Linked DNA regions of Mus musculus: regions 1 and 2 are each linked to region 3. The links are chromatin loops, found by intact Hi-C in ENCODE. Cell type or tissue: heart. All regions are shown on one strand.

Region 1 (8,000 bases), 210 kb before region 3:
TACAAAAAACTGGCTGTTGTTGGTGGCTGTGGGAACTAGCTCACTGATTGACAGCCCTATCCCCATTTGCTGACATGTAGCCTGACTTACTCCAAATCTGCATTAAACTGTCCTTGTCTGTTTGCCCTTTTCAAGAAATGGCATCTCCTTTTTCCAGCAGAGATGTAGTTCCTTAAAAGAAAACATAGAAATTATTTGAAAAATACTTAATTTTTTTTCGATAGGCTATCTTCTATGTACTTTAAACAGTTTTACCAGTTATCGATCACTTTCTCTTGTTACAACAGTAGTTCTCAGCTTTCCTAATGCTGCTACCTTTTAATACAGTTTTTCATGTTTTGATGAGCCCAACCATAAAATTATTTTTGTTGCTGCTTCATAACTGTAATTTTTGTACTATTTGAATCGTAATGTCAACACCTGTGTTTTCTGATAGCCTTAGGCGACCCCTGTGAAAGGATCCTTACAGGGATCCCAACCTACAGGTTGAGAGCCCATGTGTTACAAGAAAGGAAGATTTATAAAGAGAACCAATTTTCATCTTTCTTTAAAATCCAGTTGAACAAAATCTCAATTATAGGCTCTAGAAGAACAGGCTACGGTCTTTTCACATCAAATACAAGCAAGATGGGGGTGGGATATTGAATTTCTAGCTCCCTTTGGAATCTCATTCTTAATTTTAGAATGCTGCTCTATCCACATGCTCAGAAGAAGTACTGCAGGACACAAAAATTGAAGCCTATCTCGGTTTCTCTGACTGGGAAAGACCTCAGCACCACTTTGGCTCCAACCTGATGTCTTGGTGGTTTTCTAACACCAAACAGAGTCATCTTGTTCAGCTTTTCCTCTTTCACAGACTACCCTGGAAGGCCACTGATGAAATAAAGCTGCCAAAACTCCCAGCCACTTGTGGGCAGGGTAAAGAGTAGGGGGAGATAGTCTTTGAAAGTCTTTGCCAAGCAAATGCTTGGCTTCCATCTTTAATCAACCAATAAATTAATTAATCAATTAGTGTGTGGGAGGAGGGGTGTACATGGGCCACAGTCTGTGTGTGGAGGTCAGAGGACAACTTACAGGAATTGGTTCTCCCCTTCCACCATGTGGGTTCTGGGGATTGAACTCAGGTTACCAGACTTTGAAACAAGCACCTTCATTGGCCTATGTCTGGGTTTATAAGCTCCTCAGAGTAGACCCTGGGCTTTCACCTCTGGGTCTGTTTCTGGAGTTTATTTTAAGATGTCCTCCATGGTTGGTAATTAAGTCTACTTAACATCAAGAATTATGGCCAATATCATAGACTTCCCTAATGCTACAGCAGGAGGTTTTTTTTTTTTTTTTTCTGTTGCTATATTAATCTACTTTTGTTGGAGAAACATACCAAAGTGACAGCTCACAGACTGAACCAGTGCTCACTTTAATTATATTCACAGTTTCACAAAGAATCATGCCAAAATGAATGCATAAATCTATTTATATGTTTTTAATAAAATCTCACTAAACCTGAACCTTTTAGATCATTAATGGGAAACAACACTTATTAAAAATTCTCTGTAATTACACTCCTCATCAAAATAAAACAAAGTTATATACCCAAGATTATTTCAAAATATAGATTCTCAAAATAACATGATGGACATCCATGAAGACTTTATTTATGGAAGTTGTTTGCCAATATCGTTCATAAAAAAGGAAATGGGTCAGAGAGTTCAGGAAAATACCCAAAGGTTTGAACCCTCTAAAAGATGCTTAAAAGAAACAATGCTTGGCACAAACTGAGAAGATAACAGAGGCACCACAACCCTGAAGCCTCCTTGGGAATGCTGCATGTGGGTCAGCAGCTAAAGGTCCTCAGCTTGTAACATACAGAGCACCATACAGAGACCATTGAACAGTCTGGGCTGGGAAGCATTTTTAACTATCCTGTCTCACTAAGTATGTGTTGATATCCTTGGATGGAGCATGAAGAACATAAGGGCAATGATCTAGGTATGGTAGTTGTTCTATGACCTTATGATAAGGTGGGGTTACAGAACCAACGACTATGGCTAAGAAATGCTACACACAGAAGAAATGGAAGGTAAACTCATGAGTTTACTTGCTGTGGGTTCTCTTGATTCACCTGTTCTCTGTTTTTTCTTTCCCACTTTACCCCTCCCTCCCATCCCTTTTTGTTCACCTTTTTTCCCCCTAATTCTCAACTCCAGATGTGAAGTTCAGGTGTCATTATTATGTGGAATGTAGCTTCACTCTTTTTGGAAAATGTGGCTCAGGCTATGATCTTCAGGATAATTAATTTCTGTATTAAATAAAGGTCTCACGAAGGAAGTTTCACTTCAGCAAGGACAACCAGGTGTCTCTTAAATTGCTTTGATGGCTTCCACGTCCGGACAACTGTCCCTGGAAACTTTAATATTAGACTGTGGTCACAAGGGTCCCTGTATGGATGGACAGTCCACATATCACAGAAGACTTCTGAGTTAGCCATCTCCCAAAGACAACACCAGCTGTCCGTGGAACACTATTCCCCAAACCACCAAGAGTGAAGCCCCATGTGTTCACTCCCTGCCTGGTCTCACCCAGAGGCTGCTCCAGTCACTAGGCTGTGACAGTCCAAAAGTGCACCTTCTTCCTTCTTTGGGTCTATTAAGGAATATAGTTTGCTTAAGTGTGAAATGAAATCAGTGACATAAATGGAGACTTCAAGACAAGTCACTGAACACAGATGGACACAACCATAATGTGTACCAAGAGAATCCAAAGACCTGGTTCTGGAGCCACAAGAGTCCCCGATCCCAAATAGTCGGGCAGAGGACATTGGGATAGGGACATGCTTCCTCCCCTAACAGGTTCTCTTAATGGCAGATCCATGCAGTGGCGTTTGTGTAGGGGCCATGGGGACTGCTTATTTACCGACTGGATGAAAGAACATGCTGCAGGGGTGGGAACTTGGGACTAAGGGACCTGGGATAGCCACTGCCACGTGTGTAAAGTACAAACTATAGCAAATTTGAGGCACATGCCACTTCAAATATACAACTACTCTAAAGCCTTTCTGCAGCTCCCCCTCCAAACAGCAGCTGATTCAATTAAGGTTCATCTAGCTAAGTGTATATTAATAAGTTGATACGTGCAAATCTGAGTGTGTACTTGCATGTGTCCAGACTGTTTACTAGCTTTCTCTAGCACAGAGAGTGTCTTTCTAGGCACGTCTTGGCAGTGAGTGTTCTTAGTCCTGGTTCCTTCAGCCCTCATTGTGTCCAGTGTACAACCCTACTCTAAACGTAAGTAGTGTGGACTCAGGAATGCCCTGCTTTACCCACTAGGCTTGGAGAAGGCATTTCTGAGCCAGCACTACGTAAAACAGTAAACCTCATGCTGAGAGGTGAGTGGCAAGGGGGTGTCCTTTCATTTAGGATCCTAAATATTTATGCTTATAGTCTATTGACGGGCTTCCAGCTCAGGCCCTGCAATTGTCCTGCTAGTTGCTTTTAGATGTAGAATGTGAACAAAACGATCAGGGTCTGCCATGTCTATGGAATGTCCCCTGCTTAGTAACCTGCAGCTCTGTCAGAACCAGACAAGAGGGGACAGGACAACTAGATGCAGGCTGTCGATGAGAACCAGGTCCAGTTAAATATTGCCAATAGAAATGACACTTGGCAATTTGGGCAGAATGTACCTGACACACTTCCCAGCCAAATTGGGACTCCATATTCTTTGATCAGGCATGCTGGGCTTGGTACTACATCACTGGAATAAAACCTCCTGTATGGCAGCAACAAGTGATGGTGAATGATGCCAAAAGAGGGGAACCTGAGGGCTATGGGGCTCACCTCTGGGGAGTCTTCATTCTGGGAAGGGGTGGGAACATCAATCTGATTGCCTCTTGTGGGGCCTCTCAGGAAGTTTGTCAATATCTACCTTCCCACGGCTGGTAGGGGTCGATGAGTGTGATGGTTTATATATGCTCAGCCCAGGGAGTGGCACTTTTAGAAGGTATGATCTGTTAAAGTAGGTGTGGTCTTGTTGGAATGTGTCACTGTGGGTATGGGCTTTAAAACCCTAGCTTCATCCCAGCTGCTTGGAAGTCAGTCTTCTGCCAGCAGCCTTCAGATGAAGATGTAGAACTCTCAGCTCTGCCTGCACCATGCCTGCCTGGACGATACCATGTTCCCACCTTGATGATACTGGACTGAACCTCTAAACTTGTAAGCCAGCCCCAATTAAATGCTGTCCTTCTAAGAGTTGCCTTGGTCAAGGTGTCTGTTCACAGCAGTAAAACTGTCACTAAGACAGCAAGCATCAACTTTCCCTCTTTTTTAGACAAAGACATCCTTTTGGGCTCAGGAGCTCATTCTGCTGAGCGAGCAGAGTGAACCAAGTGTCTGTTCCTTGGCATCCTTCAAGGTTTTCATTATTGACACTATTGACTTGGCAGGCTGGGGAATCCTGAGTTCCTATGTCTCCAAAGCCTTGCCAGACCTTTCAACTCGCCTCCGTAAGAACAAGGACTGGACCTGTACTGTAAACCCCATAAGGCTACCAAGAGGAAGGGGGAGGGGGGAGCACCGCACAGATCTTTCCTATTTCTTAACTAGACACTTCCACTAACAAACAGCAGATGGGGCTGCCAAAACCATTACATTAAAAACATAGGAGGAGGAGAGCCTTTTAACCAAAAAAAAATTCCATTCAGAACAATTTCAAAATATAAGCAGGTCTCTTCTTTGTACTGTAAGGTGTCAGTAGGCATAGTCTCTACTGGAAATCATCAGAGAGGATCCTGCCTATAAACATGAGATAATAAAAAAAGAAATGCTAAGTCACTTTCTAGCATTGGTGCAGTAGATTAGATACTTCCCATCCTACTTCTCCCATGCATGTTCTGATCATTTTGAAAAGGACAAAATAATTATCTGTTATTGCCTCAGTCACAACAGCCGCACCCACCGGATAGCACGGAGCTGAGAAGCAACAAGCTAGAGTCTGCTCCCTCTGCCCCCCCTTGAAAGCAAGCATGGCACACACATTCAAGCATGCAAATTACTTTTCCTTGGATTTGTTAACCTCCATCATTGCAGTCTGACGAAATTCATGTGTCAAGCTTCGGGCCAGGCATGAACTTGTGTGAAAATGAAGGTCAAACCGAAGGACAGAGTGGGGATTGGTCAAGTGAGTGTCTCATTGAAAGAGCACACACATCAAACCAGGAAATCAATTTCTCCCACTTGACTTGCAAGCCAAGAATACAGTGCTGGGGGGCGGGGTTCTCTGGGGAACTAGAGCCAGCCAGGTCCAGAGTGGCCTCTGCATCTGTGTTGTGCCTTCTGAGGCTCACCTGCTTGCGAGGTTCTCTCTCTCTCTCTCTCTCTCTCTCTCTCTCTCTCTCTCTCTCTCTCTCTCTCTCTCTCTCTCTCTGACACCCACGAGGGTGCATCTGGAGGGAGAGAGGAGCAAGGGGCAGATGGACAGCTGTCACTTCTGGATGAGTTCAGGCCACAAGTGTGTCTGTGGCTTGGAAGCTGCCTGGACTGGCTAGGAAATGGGGTACTTGTGATAACCCAGACAAGGAAGGAGGAAGCTCTCCCTCTGCTGGTATGAAGACCTGGACCGCCAGATGAGAGCTGCAAGTTCCTGCTTGTGATATAGATTGGAACAATTAACAAGTATAAGTTATTTCAAAATAAGCTTAAATCTGCATTTTATGTGTGCAAGTTCCCAGCTGTAATGGGATTATGATGTCAGCAAAGGGCGAGCGGACTCTAGCACAGCTGCAGTGGGCGAGGGAGGGAGTCAGTCAACAGCTGTTAAAATAGAGAAAGGATGGTGATTAATTCTTATTATGTGTTTGAAGATTTCACAACGAGTTCAAGACCCAAGCCTTCCCCGGAGGCATGGAGTGGGGGAGTTTAAGCAGTCTAGTTTGTGGGATCTCCAAGCCACTAGTTTTGTTGTTTGTTTTGTAATTTTATTCTGCAATTTTTCCTCATCTCAGAATCTTAGAATGGCTGGGAGCTCACAATCAAAAAATCCAGTGAAGAATAGATTATTGGCCCCATTTCTTTGAGTCTTCTCTTCTTTCTGGAGACCTTGCTAACAGTTCCAGGAGTGTGATGGTTCATGCAGAGTCCATGGGCTGCCTGGATGGGTGCTCTGAGACAAGGTTACATCAATTCCTGGTAAATAACCAGAAAAAAAAAAAACCAAAAACTCAAAGACACCCTTTTAAACATCCCTCAAATCTACTTTGGGTTGTATCTCCAACCAGGTGATGCATTGTTTGCCTCGGGTCAGGTCTTAGTATGGTTACGATGCCAATTCATTTCTGAGGCTTAGTGTAGCTTTAATTTCTGCACAAGGTGGTCTGTTTCCCTATAGCTTTGCCCCAAGGTTGGGTGTCCTGTTCTCAAGAAGCAGGAGAAAAAAGTCTCTATGATACTACAGATGAGTGGGATTGGAATGTATGATGTAAATCCATAAAGAATCAATAAAAAGATTTTTAAGTATATACAATGTAGCTAAGAGAATGTTCAACTTAAATGGGACATAATTAAAATGACACGAAAGTAAACCAAAGAGAAAAGAGAAAAAGATCTTGTGGACTTTTATACTAAAAGCGTTGTGAGTTCCAAACTGGCTGCCCAGCCCTAAAGTCAGAGTGAGGAAGGTCAAGGCCAGCAGTTACTTACCTGGAGGTGCTGGGAAGGCTCCGTATTTGTTTGTAAAAATCTCTTCATCAATTCGAATGCTGCAAGTGTTCAAGAAAATAGCTGTCCCTGTGCCTAAGAGGGCTGAACATCTCCTGGGGGGTTTCTAAGGGCCGGCTCCTACAGTTGGCACAACTTAGCATCTGAGGAAGTTTGTATTGGGGGGATGTGTAAGTTGAACTAAAAAAAAAAAAAAAAAAAAAAACCTGGGAAGAGAAATAAACCTCACAGGAGCAGTGATTCAAATTGTAAGAGACAATGAGCAGAGGCTCAGAATTTACTGGAACACAGCTCAAAATCCTGACCGTAGAATTAAGGAAGCGGTCTGGTCCTGTTCTCTGATCGGACCTATTATTTCTATTTTCTTGCATTTGCATTTTGTACATAATGGTGCTTTCCTCCACGCAGGTCAGAAGGCAGACAGGCCAAATGTAAATGAAGCAGAATAATGCCTGCACCGATTTCATTTCAGGCGAGCTTCTGGCTTTGACAGAAGTCCTGGGGCTTCAAGGGTGGGAACAAAGAGCCCTTGTATCCTGGCTTCCTATCTCTGGGAAGATCACATTGCTCAGTCTTCACTCTCCTCCATTTTTTTTTAAATTAAAAAAAAAGTAGAAGAATTACACAGTTCATGCCAGAAAAAAAAAAAGTTTGAAAGCCCTTAAGAATACACTCCTGCTGCAGGGGAGGAGTGCTGGAGTGGAGGATTTAATTTCAGGGCAGCCAGTTCAGCAGAGGCTTCACAGAACTCAAGGTCCTGTGACCCTGGGTCCACTGCTGCCTGGCTTCCCTGTGCTCAGTGTTCTGAGCTCACCTGAGCTTCTGCCCGGCATTGTTGGGTGACTTAGTGTTTACATCAGCAGGCAGTCGCTTACTTTTGCGTTTTACTTACAGTTGCATCTTAAAGCAACACAGAACAATGGAAGCCAGCGTCACACTTCCACCTCCGTCCTTCCCTCCGCCTTCAGTCAGGTTCCAAAAATAATGCGAATAGTGAATGGTGCATAAGTGCGGCCACATGCCTTTTATCTCAAAGATGACAACTTAGCAAAAGTTATTCAGAAGGAAATATAACAATGGAGATACACGTGGCCTTTTGCTTAACTTGCCAAGGAGAAGGACCAAGGTCTTTTGGGGGAAGGTTGTAACTCAGAAAAGTGGCACTGGGGCAGCCTTCCAGACCAGGCTGTCTCGTGGCTGCCCAAGGGCCCTGGAGCCCTGTGCTGGCTTGCAGGCTCCCAGCATCTGCATGTGGGCTTCCCCCGTGCATTACAAGCTGGAGCATCTGAGGTT
Region 2 (8,000 bases), 460 kb before region 3:
GATGGAAAAATTGGTCCCTGAGACCTCTGAGGGGTAAAGCCCAGACCACTCGCAGTTGTGAACTCCAGCCTCAGAACTGTAAGGGACTGCACATTTGTTCTCTTGATCCTTCTAGTTGGCACTGTCCCAGCAGCTGAATCAGACACTTGATTCTGACCCTGAGAGGTGGGCTGACAGCTTGGTTGGCATATTTGAACCTCACAGGGGTAGTCAGTGACCTTGAAGGAGTCTGTTGTCTAGAGCTTGGGACATATCTCAGTCCATGGTACCCCACAGGCACAGAGTCAAAGGAGCCTGCAGGCCCTATCTGTGTAGACACAAGTATCCAGTGTCCACACTCACCTCCTGGGGGAGCCCATCTTAATTGTTCCCCACATGGTTCTGCAGGATGGTTTTTTTTTCCATATAGTTTTTTACATGACTCCCCCATACTACTCTTTATATAGTTCCCCATGTAGTTCTCAGCACAGCTCTTTACACGACTTTCCACATGGTTCTGTATAAGCTTATTTACATTATTTACGGTTCTTCACATCTTTCTCTACATGACTCTACATGATTCAAACAAAAAACCCTTTGGCATGACTTCTGTTGGAAAGAGAGTGATCTGTATAATGTTTGTGCTGTGGAAGTCCTAGCTCCAGCTTTGAGTCTCCAGAAATGTGTTTGGTGACCCAGGGTTGGCTCTGGTGTGGAGCTGGACTGGACACCAGCTATGTTCCTCCTTTGCTTTGCTGATTTTGCAGTGGTCACAGGAACTACATAAGTCTTTCATTCAGTCTTGCCTACCTGGCCAGACTATGGATTTTGTTAAAATTAGACCTTAACTACCCTTTTAGTGCAGTTTGTGAAACTTTTTTTTATGTGTTTGAGTACTTTATATCATTCACACTGTACTAAAATTTACATGCGCTTTTCTAAAAAAAAAATTGTCATGTAAATTTTTGTAAGCTCCAGGCTTATTTTATGATCCATAAACTAAGACAATATATTAAAATCTTGGAAGAATTTAATATCAGCAGCAGATTATCTTAAAAAACACACCCACACCTAATTCGTGGGTATTATAGAGACAGGCATATCAAGTATGTTAAAAGGTTTAATGGCTGTTAGTAAATTTTACTGCCACTGTCAATAATTCCATAATATATTAGGCCAGTTAATAGGTCAATGGAATGTATTTATATCATGCTATAAACTGTTTACCAAGAACAAACTAATTTCTAATGATAATGAAACATGGAGTCAATAAATATTAATTTTAGCATTTCTAATTTAAATACAATTTTTCACATCTGTCGTAAATGTTGGGCTGGCAGCATTAAAGCTCACATTATTGGCCTTGTACACCAAGGACAACCGTGTGAAGAACAAACTGTGACAGTTGCCCTGCATAGCAATGCCTGTAGGTGAGGGAATCTTCAAGGTGTGTGATCCCCTTTAGTTTATTTTATTCAAGCTGTAAGCGTACTGAGCCTGTCACCTGAAGTGTTTGTTCAGTCACTGACATGTCAATATGCTTCTTAAAAATAAATCTTCTTAAAATTCATCTTTAAAAAATATACCTTTGAAAAACTCAGGGCAAGTTTTTCTATTAATCTATTTTGAGTTCTAAGGCCTATTGGTGTTCTTCACTTTTCAGGTCTCTCCTGTGGTCGCTTGGGAGCTCAGTCACTTAGATCAGTTGCCATGGAGTGCTCCTTGCCTTCCCGCTTCAGAACTCAGTCACAGCCTGCACTAGGGAGGACAAGGTGAGCTGAATACAAGCCAAGCGTGCCAGCTCCCAGGAGAGCTGCCAGCCGACCTGAATTCTGCTTCACCATATTGGTGTTTTCCTCAGGGAAATGGTTCCAGTGTATTTGAGGATTGAGGGTTGTTGTTGGTGCATCATTTGTAGAGCAGTGACCTTCGGAAAATGTTTGACGCACTTGTGCTTTGCATGGCATCTCCTTTGAAAGATTGTACATACACATGTACACACAGGAAAAAGTACACAGAGGTAGTCTTGGCCTCATCATGTCTAAGTGATAAAGATATCCTAGTCTATCACTTCTTCGTGGACCAGTGTCTTGAGGATCTTTGCACAGCACTTTACTGGTTGTAACATCCCTTTGCCTTACATTTCTTATCCCCACAGCAAATGTTCTATACCTTCCTCCATCCATCCATCCATCCATCCATCCATCCATTCATCCACCCATCCATCCTTCCATCCATCTACCCATCCATACATCTACCCATTCGTTCATTCATTCATCCATCCATCCATCCATCCATCCATCCATCCATCCACCCACCCATACATACATCTATCCATCTATCCATCCATGCATCATCCATCCATCTTCCATCTATCCATCCATCAATACATACATACATCCCTTCACCTCTCTCCACAATCCTCTCCTCAGTTCCTCTTTGCATCATTTCCTGTCTGACTTTCTCTCCCTCTTGTTACCCACTCCTCCCTTTATCTGCTTCTTTCATCCCTCCATGTTTATCTTTCTCACTATCTCTCTATCCATTCTTCCCTTCACCAATCCCTCCCTCCAATCATTTCCTTGTCTCCCACTCCCCTCCTCTGCTCATCCCTCCTTTTCTCTATGCACCCTTATTCCTCTGTCCCTGTATTCATTTCTCCCTCCACTTCCCATCCTTCTCTGTATTTGCCCATTATTCTCCATATCCATATCCCTTCTCCCACCTACCCATCACCTTTGCTCATCATTGAGTAGCCACTATAGCCAAGCCTCCTAATCTGAGTTTTCCCTTCTATTATTTATTCTCCTAATGTCACTTACTATTATGGACAATGTGCTGTTCTTCCACAATCCATGATGTGAAGTCCTTGCTTTCAGTACCCCTGAGTGTGACTATGTTTGAAGAGAAGGTTTTTAGAGAAGTAAATAAAGAAAAATGAAGCCATTAAAGTAGTTCTAATCCAATCACCAGTAGGATTTACTATTACAGAACATTGTAGTCGTCAAATGCTAATATACATGTATGCTCATGCACACACACACCACAAAGCCCTTGTTAAGACACAGGAAAGAGTAAGGATACATCATCTGTACACGGGAGGAGGGGAAGTACAGATAATATACTTTTGATTGTAGTCTTGCAGCCTCTAGAAATTGAGAAAATAAATGATCGTAAGACTTCTAGGAGACAGAAGCTCTAGTAGACCAATGCTAGAGTCCTAATTTTTTATATTAAAATTCAGTCATCCTGCTTAGCATGGTAGATCACACATATAATTCCAGCACATAGAAGGCTGAGGCAGGAAGTTCATGACTTGGAGGCCAACCTGGGCTACATTGTAAGCAAGCCTGGGCAATTCTATTTCACATTCACATCTTACCAGCTTTGAGGATTCAAAATGAGTGTTTTAAAAATATTTTTTAAAAGTGTTTACACATAGAAACCAAGATTCTTAGCCCTGGAGGTTTTTGCCGTTGGGGTAGGGGCTGAAGAATGTTTGTGCAGAGCTGTCTTGTGCCTTATTAGATGCTTGAGGCCATTTCTGGCCTCCACCCACTGGGTGCCAGTACAAATCCAGTCTGAGCAGACCAAACATCGCTGAATACCATCCAGCGCCACCTAGGGTGGAGGTGGAGAACAGCTACTCTGCATCTGTATTGACCATATGCTCGGCCTGTCTGAATGTGTGTTTATGTGTGCATCTCTAGTGTGTGTGTATGTGCATGTATATGCATGAATGCACATTTGTATGTATGTGTATATGTGTGCATGTATATTCATGTGTAATGTGTGTGTGTCTGCTGGTATGTGTGAATGTTTGAGTGTGTGTGTTTATGTGTGTACCTGCATATATGTATGGTGTGTATATATGTTTGTAAGTGTGTGTTTATGTGTAGGTGTGTATACGTGGTATACATAGGCCTGTCTGTGCTTGTGCGTGTATGTGTGTATTCATGTGTATTTGTGCATATATGTGCGGCGTATTTGTTTGTGTCCACCTGTGTGCATAAGTATAGAGTATGTGTGTATTTTCCACAAAGACACAATATCGCCTATACACCCACGGGTAACAGGAAAAAAGCGCAGAGCAAAGTGGTCTATGCAACCAGTTGAGACCCACATTTTTCCAGCTGGGATTTCAGAACGAGCAGGAAAGGCCTGTCCCTTCACCACTGGGCACCAGGACAGGGCCAGCACCAAAGAAAGGGCAGGGTACACAGAAGCTGGTTCTGTGCCAAACAGCTTCTAACAGGACTACGATAGTTAGAGGAGCCACCGGCTCCATGACTCAGCAGCCTAAGGAGACTCATCTGTTTCCCCAGGACTCTTTCCTCTACAGGCTGCTTTCATACACTGCTCTCCTGCAAGAATAGCAACTGGCCCCAGGGTTGGTATAAGCATGTGCAGCCCTCTTGGTATTCATAAGTAGTGAGGGCCAGCACTCTGGACCTCGGAGGGGCAGGGATTGTGTGCAGGGGTGGGGATGGGGCCTTTTCTAGCTAGGTCTCACATGCAGTTCTCCAGCAAAGGCTCTCTGACCTTGGAGTTGCAATTCTTGGCTTCTGCCTTGCTCTCCCTTGCCCTTGGATTCCCTCCAAGGTGTGGTAAAGGGAGGGTCTAGCCTGAGCGCTGAAAGGGTGCAGAGAACAAGGGGTAGTAGATTTTCCGTTGCCCTTTTTGTGAGGTAGTGGATGAACTACAAATTCTCTAAAGTCTTTCTCTGTGACCCAAAACTCCATTGTTTGGGCTCTATAACTCTTCCTCCCTGTGGCAGACAGAAAGAGGTGAACACTGCTTCCCACTGCCTGGCCTCTCTGTGACTTTCTGGCTTCAGTTCTTTCCATTTCTTAGAAAACAGACTTTTGATTCAAGCTTTTGCCTATACCACCGGTGTCTGTAGGACCAGCTGGAAAGGCCCCTCCATGACTTTACTGAGCAGAGCCACAAGCTGACGATTGCTGTTATCCCGCTCTGCACAGCCCACTGGCAACTTCCATTTTATGTTTAATATTTAAACTGACATAGTTCTTCCAATTAATGCATTATATTAAATATTAGGCTTTAGTAATCTAGCATTTTATTAATATATTTTAATATTTAATGCTAACATTTTATGTGACATTCTTAGTTGTATTAATCTAGTAAATTTTGCCAATAAAATTAAATTATTTTCCTATTTTTTACTTCTTGAGTAGAAACGATTACAGGAAAGTCAAAATAATTAGATTTCATTGGGGATAAGTGATGAGGGGATTTATTTCCCTGAAGATGAGACTTTTCTCATCTTCTTGTAATTTTCTGACTCATGTATATAGCTCCTGTGATCCAGACATAAGCCAGAGTGCAGGTGTGTGGGCACTTGCCAAGTGTTTTTCTACCAAAGCTTCGGTTTTTAAACTTGGAAAAAGCTGCAGAGAAAAGAATCTAGCAACCTGTTAGATTTACAGACAAGAAGAATGGAGGGGTGGGGCTGTCCTTACTGCACAAGCGTGAACAACACACTTCAATCCCCAGCACCTACATAAAAAGCCAACTCCGGTGTTGCATGTTCAGAAGCCCAAAGCTGGGGACATGGAGACAGGTGGTTCACCGGGGCTTCATAGCCAGCCAGTCTAGCTACATCAGCAAGCCCCATTTCCAAGTGCAAATCCTGTCTCAAAACCATGGCAGGCTGCTCCTTAGGAATATCCCCCAGGATTGACCTATGACCTCCATGCACAAGCACATCTTTGCACACTCACCTGAATACACATAAATGCCCATGAACACACACACACACACACACACACACACACACACACACACACACACACACGGAAATACACTCCCACATGCATACACATAAAAGGAGACCACCATCATTCCATAGGTAAGAACTTCCTGGGTAGAAAAATCTACTTCTCTCCCAAGATTCAGTACACGTATACATTGGTTGCAAGAATTTTTATTTTATCTGACTCTTCAGTCACCAGTTGATTGTTACCTCGGGATGGCATAGATGGATTGCTTCCTCTGTGAGGGGTGGCCAGTGCCTTCTCTGCCCCTGTAGAGTTTGATGTGCCAAATTTTTAACTTCTTTAACGATATATATCTCTAGGCTCTGGACATGGGGAAGTCAGATATCCCACCTAGATCTGGACCTGCAGCAGATTACATTATCATAGGGCCCTATCCCTGAGACCTCGCTATCCCACTGTCCCCCAAAATATTCAGAGCCCTTCCTGGCCTGAAGCCTTCCTTAGGTTAGCCTGGGGTATCAATCCTGCCTGATCTGGAATTGTTTTATTTCGTCTGCTTCAAATATTTCTTTCCCCAGGGACCAAGTTCTCATTTTCACTGTCCTTTCAAATAGCTCTACCTCTAGGGACATTTCGACTTGCACTGTCTAAGAATTTGTTAGCTATGAAGACCCACTCAGGCTAACCCTCTGCCAGGCTCCTTACTGTGATAAAGCTCAGACCTCTGGAATCTAATTAGGAACTGTCTGTGGCCCTGTTCCCACATCCTCTTAGACACTATACACTCACCCTCCACCTTCAGCTTGCTCTAGCCATCTCTCTTTCAGCCCTTGCTGTTCTGTGACTGGCCCCCAGGCTTGCCTTATGCATCTTTAAAACCCAGCTCCCCATGTCTTCTCTCTGCCCACCTTTCTCTCTGAATTCCCCATTCTTGTCTTGCCCGACTTTGCTTCATTTAAAAGTTGCTTCTGTTTTAGTTAATGATTCATAACAAGGTGAGGACAGTTAGCAAAAGCTCCTAATGTGCGTCTTTGTCTCACGCCCTTTTCTGTTGCACAAGCATTTTCTTATATGTTCTTTTTGTCAGACTTCATAATTTAGTATTCCAAGCTAGCCTCCACGGAACAAATGAAGCTTAAACCTCGGAGCTCACAGCCTACATTCCGCCCCTCCCTCCACCAGTGATTTTTATCCTCTCCGAGGCCACACAAGTTGTACAATCTTCAGGTCCCTCGGAACCTGGATCTGCCCTGTTCTCATGATTCATGAGTTTCCCACGGTCTTGAAAGTGCTTTGTGCTCAGGATCCGGTAGATGGAGGGTTGGCCATAGGGGACAAATCAGTTCACTCCCTCAGTGTGGGACCTTAGGTGAGCCAATATTTTGCTATTGCAAATCACAGAGCTAGCAGCATGTTTGTGCATTAATCTTGGTCCACATTTCTTGTTATGTCCTTGAAATGGATTTACAGGAGGAGAGGGGCTACATGAAAGGCAGAGAAATGGTCAATGGCAGACCCTTCCCCAGTCTGACAATGCCACGGGCAGTAACGTCCATCCCCGTTACCCTGTGCTTTAAAAGTAAGCATTTGAAAAATCCCCATCCTTTAGATAAATGACAGCTGGCATCTCTCCTCTTTGCACTTGCTTGCAAGGTTGAGCCTTTGAATCTTGGCTATCATTATAAATTCTGTGGTTAATCTCCTTGAGTGTTGTCCCATTGAGATATATAGTTATCATTTAATGTTATTTAATAATTTCAACCACACATTTAAATACTTAAATATCATAACAAGATCTCTGTGCCAGGTTGCCTTGGAATATACTTTTCCAAGTTCAATGCATACTTTTTGAAGATTTGTTTTCATGATTTTTAATTAAGTATTTGCGTGTGTGCCTATGGATAGATATGTGCACATGAGTTCAGGTGCCCCCAGAGGCAAAGGACCATGGCTCACCTGGAGCTGGACTTACAGCTCCCAGGTCATGAGGCTCCCAGTTGGCATTGGAAACTTAACTCGCAAGAAACTGAACTTGGGTCTCCCACAAGAATAGCAAGTGCTCAGCTGCAGCGCTGTCTCCACACATGGCATAGACCTTTAAACATTTAGCACTGGAGTGTTTGATGTCAGAAGTTTTGAAAGCATTTGTGGTCATTTTCTTGCTGCTACTGCTTTGTTGTTTCTGTCTCCCTTTTCACCTAGAATGCTGCCCTGCATCCAGGTGCCAGATTGCCCTGTTATTGTCTTGTTCTTACAGCTAAGGAGTTATTTTGTGTAGGG
Region 3 (8,000 bases):
TTTACAGAGAGAGATTCATGAGAGAAGTTTAAGTATTAAGGCTCGCACTGCCCTAGTCGCTTGAATCATAGAGCTTCTTGCCAAGTTAGAGAATGGAAGCTCCAGGCACAACTTTGCTCATGCACTGGGAAGCAGGACAAGACCTGTGTCTCCTGAGAGTTGTCTTTACTATGGTAACCCAGGCTGGGGACATGAAGCTTGTCACCACAGAAAGCTGGTAGGGATGTAGCTCAGAGCTCTGAGGCAAGGGTGGCTGGTCACACTCATCAGGGCTGTACCAAGATTGTGTGGATAGAGCAGGGAGGCAGGTGCTGGTGTCACCATCTCCCCACAGCTCCACTATTTCCTGCTGTCCTTGAGCTCATAAAGAATAGGACACGTACATGTGGGTCTAGACCAACAGTTTTCTCTTTTTTAAAAAATTTTTTATTATTATGTATTTTCCTCAATTACATTTAGAAAGCTATCCCAAAAGTCCCCCATACCTCCCGCCCAAAATATGGGTTGCGACCCCTTTGGAGGTCGAAGGACCCTTTCACCAGGGTTGCATATCAGATATCCTACATATCTCATATTTAATTACACTTCATAACAGTAGCAACATTACACTTATGAAAGAACACCGAGATGATTTTATGGCTGGAGAGTCACCACAACATGAAGGACCACAGCATTAGGAAAGTTGAGAACCACTGCTCTATACTACAGCCCTCTGTAAAAGGTGACCAATGAGCAATGGCAGAGAGACCTAGGTTGCTTCCCAGCACATGGTGCCCTTTATATTCAGAACAGAAAAGACTGCCAAGGTCCACCCAGCCAACCACTCACTGAGCATAACATTCTTTGCCCGGGAAGAAAAGGTTTTTGTTCGAATCCCATCATCGTATATTGGAAGGTAAGTGTATTTTCTTTGGGTTAATATGCACAGATTTTTAATTCCTTGGATTTTATTCCCAACCTAAAGACAAGCTTTGTTCTTACCCTGAGTACCCAGGAGGGTGTATGTGGAGGGGATGGTCAACACCTTCAGCAGCTTCCGTGTTACTGTCCAGGCCAATTACTACTGGATTATTAGCCATGCCCTTGGGTTCTCATGGGTTCACCCTCTGACAGAGCATTCTTCTATAGATGTATCTAGACCCTCAAGCAAGTCTTTGACTAAGTGACAATTGCTCAAGTCAGAAGCCATATGTAGGTGAACCTTACTTCAAGAACAACTGATGCAGGAGGGAGGACTCTGTGACTAAGCACTTGCTCGGCAAGTGTAAGGACCAACATTTGGGTGTCCAGACACACGTAAATGCTGGATGAGTGTGGTGTGCCTCCTGTAATTCTTGCCTCAAAAGGTAGGGACCGTAGATTCCCCAGACTAAGCTGGCTAAAACGAGCCATCTTAACGGGCTCTAGGTTTGAGAGACCCTGCTTCAGTGATTAAGGTAGAAGATCAATAGAGGATGGCTCCCAACACCAGCCTTACTTCCACATATATGTGCATATGTGTGCAGCTACACAGGTATGCCCCCACACACGAAAAACCTGCCCACACAGGTATGCAGCACACAAGAAATGGAAAAGGTAAAGCAAGGGCTGGAAAGTGAGTCGGGGTTCCCCACAGGCACAGAAGAAAGAGCAGCAATCCTGCCCTCCATCACATCTCCGACTCCTGCACTCATGGACAGAGCATATAAGGTGGCCCACGTGGGTTTGGAGTCCAGCAATGCATACCGATATTCTCTAAAACAGCTGCTGATGGGAGGAGACTGGAGATGGGATTCCATATCAGGGTGACAAGGTGACCAGGAGGTATGAGCTGGAAAACAACAAGGTTCACAGGGATACCCAGCAATTGCAAAGTCCCACCTAACAGCTTTCTGGTCTACTGTAAATGGAGGGGCCACTTTCATCCCATTGACCAATAAGGTCACAGAGGCCAAGTGACCATTAAGAGTCACCTGCATAGAAGTGGTACAACCAAATGAGAACCCAGCTCTATGGAGTTCTAAATCCACATTGTTCCCCGATAGAGAGCTGCTGGTGATGCTTTTCGGATATATATATACACACAATATATACACACATGGGTTAACATGCTCATATCTGTGTGTGCACAGAGAAACAAACAAAAAGGCTTCAACCCTGCTGTGACCTATGGGTTCTAGTGTTCTGTGAGAGTGCTCCCCTCCATGGGAGGCATAAGTCCATCCCTGCGGTCCTCTCACAGAGGCAGCATTGGGTCTGTTACTGTCTTCAGTTGGCCGGCATGAGCACCTGCCCAAGCCACTTCATCTTCACAGCACACGTTCACATCTACTCCCACCACACTTCCTGGCCTGGCTCCTACAGAACACTTTCAACCCTTTCTTTCCACTTCCCAAGTCCCAGAGCTGATCTCCAGGGCCAATCTGACTCCCTTGCCTGTGCAGTAAGCCAGCGCTTGCCCATCAATGATGGGCATCTGGCCCTGGCAGGTCCCTGTCCTCTGGGACTCACAGGCAGACAGGTAGCTAATCACAGTCAAGGGAAACATGGGATCCAGAAAAACAGCTTCTCTCCCACAGAAGAGCTCTTGTGTGCTCAGGGTGTCAGCCCGGTGGGAGAAGACCCAGGGGACTTTCTACATGCCCAGAGACCCCCACCTTGATAAGCCTTTGCCAGTGTGGCTCTGGGCCACAATTTGGTAAATAATGATAGAGCCATCCATCAGCCTGGTGGCATGTCCTGGACAACAGGGGCCTCTGCCAGCATGGTATTCTGTTTCTCAAAGCCCCCTTCCCGGTGCAGTTCCTTTATTCCAACTTGGGAAACAAAGCCTGGGAGTCCAGCCATAACAGACTTGCAAAGCCCACACGAGAAACTACCTGGGTTGGCAGGAGGGGTTCTGCTTGGTGGGCCTCTGTGCAGCTGCATAGCCTTAAGAAGAGTGAAGCAGACCCCTGGCCTGGTGGGTACTGGAAAGGGACCTCTCCAGTCTCCCTAGAAGGAGGCAGCTGGCCAGGGTAGTGTCATGTTTCCTGAGGAGCCTGACTCCTTTGAAAGCTTAAGGGTGCCATCTTGTGCTTGAGAGTTGTCAACGCACCCGGTTCCCAGTGGGATGCAGCAGGAGCTATCTGCCCGCTGCCTTTCTCCCCTTTTCTTCCTCTAACCCGGGGCTTCTTGACCTCTGTAGGATCCCCAGCTACCAGAAGGGTCTCAGTCCCGAGAACCTGTTGGGGGGGTGATGCTTATTTGAGCAGTCTGGCACCTGCCCTGCATCCTGAGTCACCTTCTCCGTGACACCTTGTTGGTGGTCCTGACCCTTTGATGCTGTGTTCTGTGCAGCCTGCAGGTAGGTGGGCAGGAGGGGACTGTGAGAGGCAGGGCCTAAAAATCCAAAAGGTACTTATTTATGAGAAAGGAAGAGAGAGATGTAAAAAAGGCGAAAGGGCAAAGGCGTGAGAGGAGAAGAAGGGGGCGAGGGAAGAGAGATGGGAAGGACTGTAGAAGACAAGAAGAGAGGGGGGAGCTACTGTACTTGCCTTTGGCTAATTGCAGCTGTAGCATCTAATTTCAGAAATTATTCTGTCTGTTCAGGAGCACGTGTGCATGTTCTATGGATTCAGAGGATGTGCACATTTGGGAAACTGACACAAATAAAGGAAAAAGCCACTGTCCCTAAGTGTACTGTCCCCATGGGTATCAGGTTCTTCATAGGGAGAGACTAGGGTGGGGGCAGTGTTTACAGAATTCAAAGTTAGGTCTTCCACCCACTGGATATCCTTCCCCCTGACTTCACTGCCAGACTCGCAGAAATGCCTGCTTTGAGTTTTAACTCATTTCCTCTTGATTTTTAGATTCAAACATCTTCAAATATGGCGGGGGTGGGGGTGGGGGCAGAAACAGAAGATATTTGCAGCAAAGAACAAAGTAAAGAAGACAGCAGAGGGTCCAAATGGTCCTCAGTACTTCATCAGGCTTAAATCTTCTTCTGTTTTCTCTTTCTGAAATAAAATCCAGGGGCAGCATTGAGAAACCAAATGCAGACATACACACAGAAAACACAGACAGACAGGGAGACAGCTGTACCATCTTCATAAACACAGAGCCAGCCCTTCCCAACTCGCACAGCCTGGCCTAAGTGACAGGGCATAGCTACTAGCCAAGGAGTTGTGTGGCAGTGTCACACCTCAAAGCCCATCACTGTGTAAGAGAAGTACACACTTACACACACACATATGAATAGAAGATCTAGAGAGGGCAAAGCTGCAAGTGTTTTGTTGGTATCTTTTGTGCTTTGAAGATAAACAGCCTCAGGGGAGTGAAGAGAAGGGACATGAAGATCACCCCAAGAAGGGAAGGAACCTGGGTCTTTAAGCCACCCTCTCTGTCTCTGACTCTCCAGGCTTGCACAGTGCAGCTATGAGGAAGGTGTGCCCTTTGCCATGCAACCCAGCATGCCACTAGGGTTACTGAGGGCAAGCTTTGGCCTGGCAGAAAAAGGTATGGAGCAGTGTCTTGCAGGGCTCTGTAGTTTAAACTCAACACAGATCGGGAGGCGTCTTGAGGTCTTACAAACTACACACACTAAGTCCCCATCTTCAGCAGCTTGGCTAAATGGGTGTTTTAATGCAAATTAGTTCAAATTGCTATCAAGAGTAATTATGGTAAAAGACAAGCAGCCTTTCCATCATCCTTCCCTCATTCAGCTCTTCTATGGTGTTTTTTAAATAACGTAGCCATAAAATTTCAATTGACCACTAAAAGAAGTGCTGCTGGCAATGGGGAGACAGAGGCAGGAAGAGGGGGCAAAGGTGCCATGAGCCATGGTCTATGGTGGGGGTCCACATGGTTCTCTCTCCTCACAGCTTGTCTTTGCTAGGCAGGGTTGCTCTGTGGGGATGAGGTGACTTCCCCAGGCGTTCAGACTGAGGTCAGGAAAGGGCACAAGGTCAGGGCAGCAGGGGAGATCAGGCCTCTGCTGCACTCGCCCCCTCCTTACCAGGCACGCCTCTCTTTCCCCACCTTCAGTTGCTGAAGCCAATTCATTATGATAATATTAGGTAAAACAGGCAAGCCTGTAAGATAGAAAAATTACATCTCATTTGTTCTAAATTTGCCCGAGTCTAACTCTTAAGGGAGGCCTTTACATATTTGCTAATGGGATCTGTTTCTTATTGCCCCAAAATGCATAAGATCCAAAAGGAATCAGATTCTCTTCCTGGTCTGAGTTATCATCGGAACACACACAACTAGAAACTTGATTTCACCGGTTCCTGCTTCGGGCATCCTTCGGTGTTCGGTTCCTGCTTCGGGCTCTAGGTGTCTGAAGGAGCTTTGATTTCCCAATTATGGCATCGTCTATAACATAAAACTGTTGTGTTCCCTTCATTAAAAGATTCAGTTGCAAATGCTGGGACAAAAATTACAAAGAGCCCCCTTTTTTAAAAAATGTGCACATTTATTGGGATTATTAAATCACAGCCGCTAATAGTGGTTGTCACCAACTTAATTTAAAAAGCTGATTATTACTCAAGCCCTCTGTATTTCAGGCCTGATCCTGAATCATTAGCAGTTGTGACTATTTCGTTAATTTGCAGATTAGGAACAAGTAAGTGCCTGTTTTGAAAAAAAATGTGGCCACTCGACCTTCAGCTACGGAGACTGAGTGAGTCAGGCCAGCTTCCAGAACAAAAGTATCCTGTCAAATAAATGCATTTTGATGCGGGTCAACTCGAGCAAAGAAACACTTTGGAGATCAACCGCCCGCGTCCCTGCAGCCAAAAGTCGGGCACAAAAGCCACTCCAGAAATGTTTAAATTAGCTGCCTCCCCAGTGGAGTCAAATCAAATCAAACGGCACACTCAGAGCCTAAACACGTTAAAAGATAGTCCTCGTGGGTAGCAGCCACTAAACCAATAGTAACTAGACAAAGGGGTCTTGGTGACCCTTGCTCAATAAAGATTTCTGGTGATGATGGGTACGAAGCGGAAGGTGCTAGGGCTGGGGAACAGACCCATCTCCTATGTGTTATTTCTATTGCGACATTTGTCATCAGTCAGATGATGGTAATAAAATTTGTAACTGTTTCCCTTATCCGCTGCTGCGATTTACCTCCTCTAATAGACAATGCGAGCGCTAAAAGGCCCATATACATCTTCATTACAGACTCCGGCGCCCGAGCCACTCTCCTCCAGAGACACTTTTATTCATTTTTACACAATTTGCCTACTGTACGGTACAGATGGTTTCTATTAAGTAAAATATCTGTTTTCTTCCAAATTTTTAGTTTTCATGATTCAATTACCTTAAAATGATTGTGCATTGTGTTATCTCCCCTCATGACTTAATTTAGCTCAAACACTCCCAGCATAAACTGTAAGCCCCGTTTCATCCGCTCAGAAAATCACCCACATACTGTGATGTTTCTAAGGGTTGTTCCACCCCGGCTGTGATTTCTGCGCTTTTATCAGTTTCTTTCACCCGCGTCTTAACTGTGTTGGATAATTTTCTGGAGATAAATTTAAATATGAAAGGGTGTACAGGGAAACTTCGGACTGATATTAAAATGGGATTTTTTTTTTCCTTCATTATACTGTAAGATGTGCGGCATGCTTGTGAGCAGGCACACCGCCTGTGCTGGCACCTCAGTTGCCAAGAGCCTCCTCCTTGGGAATCTTCAGAGCTGCTGCCCCCACATGGTGGACCCCTGGCGTCAGCTTCCCCTTGCAGCCTTCCTTCTTCCCAGCCTGCTTCCTGTCCCAGTTTGTTAGTTGCGTAGAGGAAGCTGCAGGCTTCCACCTTGGCTCTAAAGAGAGCGTGGCATGGGTTCCAAATTTGCCTTCTCACACCTGGAGGGCCACGTTCTCCAGCCTGCCTCCCCCGGAGGTTGGGAGCCTGCTCCTGAGTGCCTGGAACCCAACAACAGCCTGCTTGTCTCGCTCTATTAGCGTGAGAGTAGGCAAACGCTCCCTGGAAATTTCCCCTCTCTTGCATTTTACGTTCATGTTTTATTCTGGCTCTCAAGTGTTCCAATTTTTCCCTCTGGAATATAGCCTGCAGCAGAGACCCTGTTGCTTCCTCAAGGCCCTCACCAGTCTCAGCAGCCCCGAACTTGGACCAAAAAGCATCTTATACCACTGTAAAGGAAACATAGAAAGGAGAGAGTTCAACCTTCGAAGGAAGGTAGGCTGTTAGGGGAGAGAAGTGTTCAGAGAATGAAGGCTACCCCCTCAAGAGGGAGGAGTAGGATGTGGCAGAGAGACGGTCTGCTAGTACATCTGCAGACAGGCTTCTGTTCCCCTCCAGGCTTCCTGAAGAGCCAAGAAACCTTTGCATGTGGCCATCCAGAACCCTCCACTAGACATACATAGAGTTTACCAGGAGTGGGCCCCTCCAGCTTTGACAAAAGTGGGACCGACTCCCATGGGGCCTCATCCTGTTCCTATGAACACTGGTCTGAGCAGGCACGGTATAATCGATAATAAAAGAGCAGTCTGGGGAATATGTTGTAGCCCTCCAAGGCACTTGACACTCAATAGTGTCATTATAACTCCAGTGTTCACCATTCATGAGCTCCTTACCTGCTGCCCTTAACCAAGAGCCAGTGAGGACCTGGCAGGAAACTCCTTCAAGAGACTGGATCACAACTAACAAGGGGAGCTTTGCCTAGGCAACATGGACGGATTCAGAACGCATCTTGACAAGGGGTGATGAGACTCTGGGAGATTCCCTCTTGCCTCTGGTTTGGAGAGTCTGTGTGGTACGATCTCACTGAGTCAGTTTGGACTTTAGTGAGCCTGGTACAGACAGACCCTCCCAGGGTGATGACAGAGAAAAAGAAAGAACTGTCTAAACAGCCATTCTTGGTCACACACACACACACACACACACACACACACACACACCAGACATCACCAGTTTAAGAGTACTCCAATCTGCAGTGTTCATGTGAGACAGCACTGCCCACAAAGATCTGGTCAATTTAGCTACCAAGACAGGTTTCACTACCACACTGGAATGACGTT

Evidence for each region. Hi-C counts contacts between places; a loop is a spot of excess contacts. Peaks named below come from ENCODE experiments on the same cell type or tissue, not always from the same donor. Only the 100,000 strongest peaks of a DNase experiment are listed, where the experiment ranks them.
Region 1: a loop joins it to region 3, with 5 times the contacts of the local background. A loop is called at or near these places in 12 of 42 quality-filtered maps.
Region 2: a loop joins it to region 3, with 4 times the contacts of the local background. A loop is called at or near these places in 5 of 42 quality-filtered maps.

What each region holds. Positions count from the first base shown.
Region 1 is chr7:136,046,922-136,054,921 of GRCm38, reverse strand. Gm51502 (predicted gene, 51502) reads right to left here and starts at 6,852. Exons shown (of 2, transcript NR_169162.1): 1 at 6,690-6,852. In heart, a CTCF peak has its summit at 4,635; no DNase peak of the experiment used is centred here; H3K27ac peaks cover 619 bases; H3K27me3 peaks cover 361 bases.
Region 2 is chr7:136,290,240-136,298,239 of GRCm38, reverse strand. The region is part of intron 3 of C030029H02Rik (RIKEN cDNA C030029H02 gene); the gene reads right to left. Among named protein-coding and RNA genes, the nearest start is that of C030029H02Rik, 26 kb to the right of the region's middle. In heart, a CTCF peak has its summit at 3,598; no DNase peak of the experiment used is centred here.
Region 3 is chr7:135,832,276-135,840,275 of GRCm38, reverse strand. No RefSeq gene overlaps it. Among named protein-coding and RNA genes, the nearest start is that of 6330420H09Rik, 18 kb to the left of the region's middle. In heart, a CTCF peak has its summit at 3,062 (motif pointing left); a DNase peak (open chromatin) is centred at 3,025; H3K27ac peaks cover 873 bases; H3K27me3 peaks cover 3,059 bases.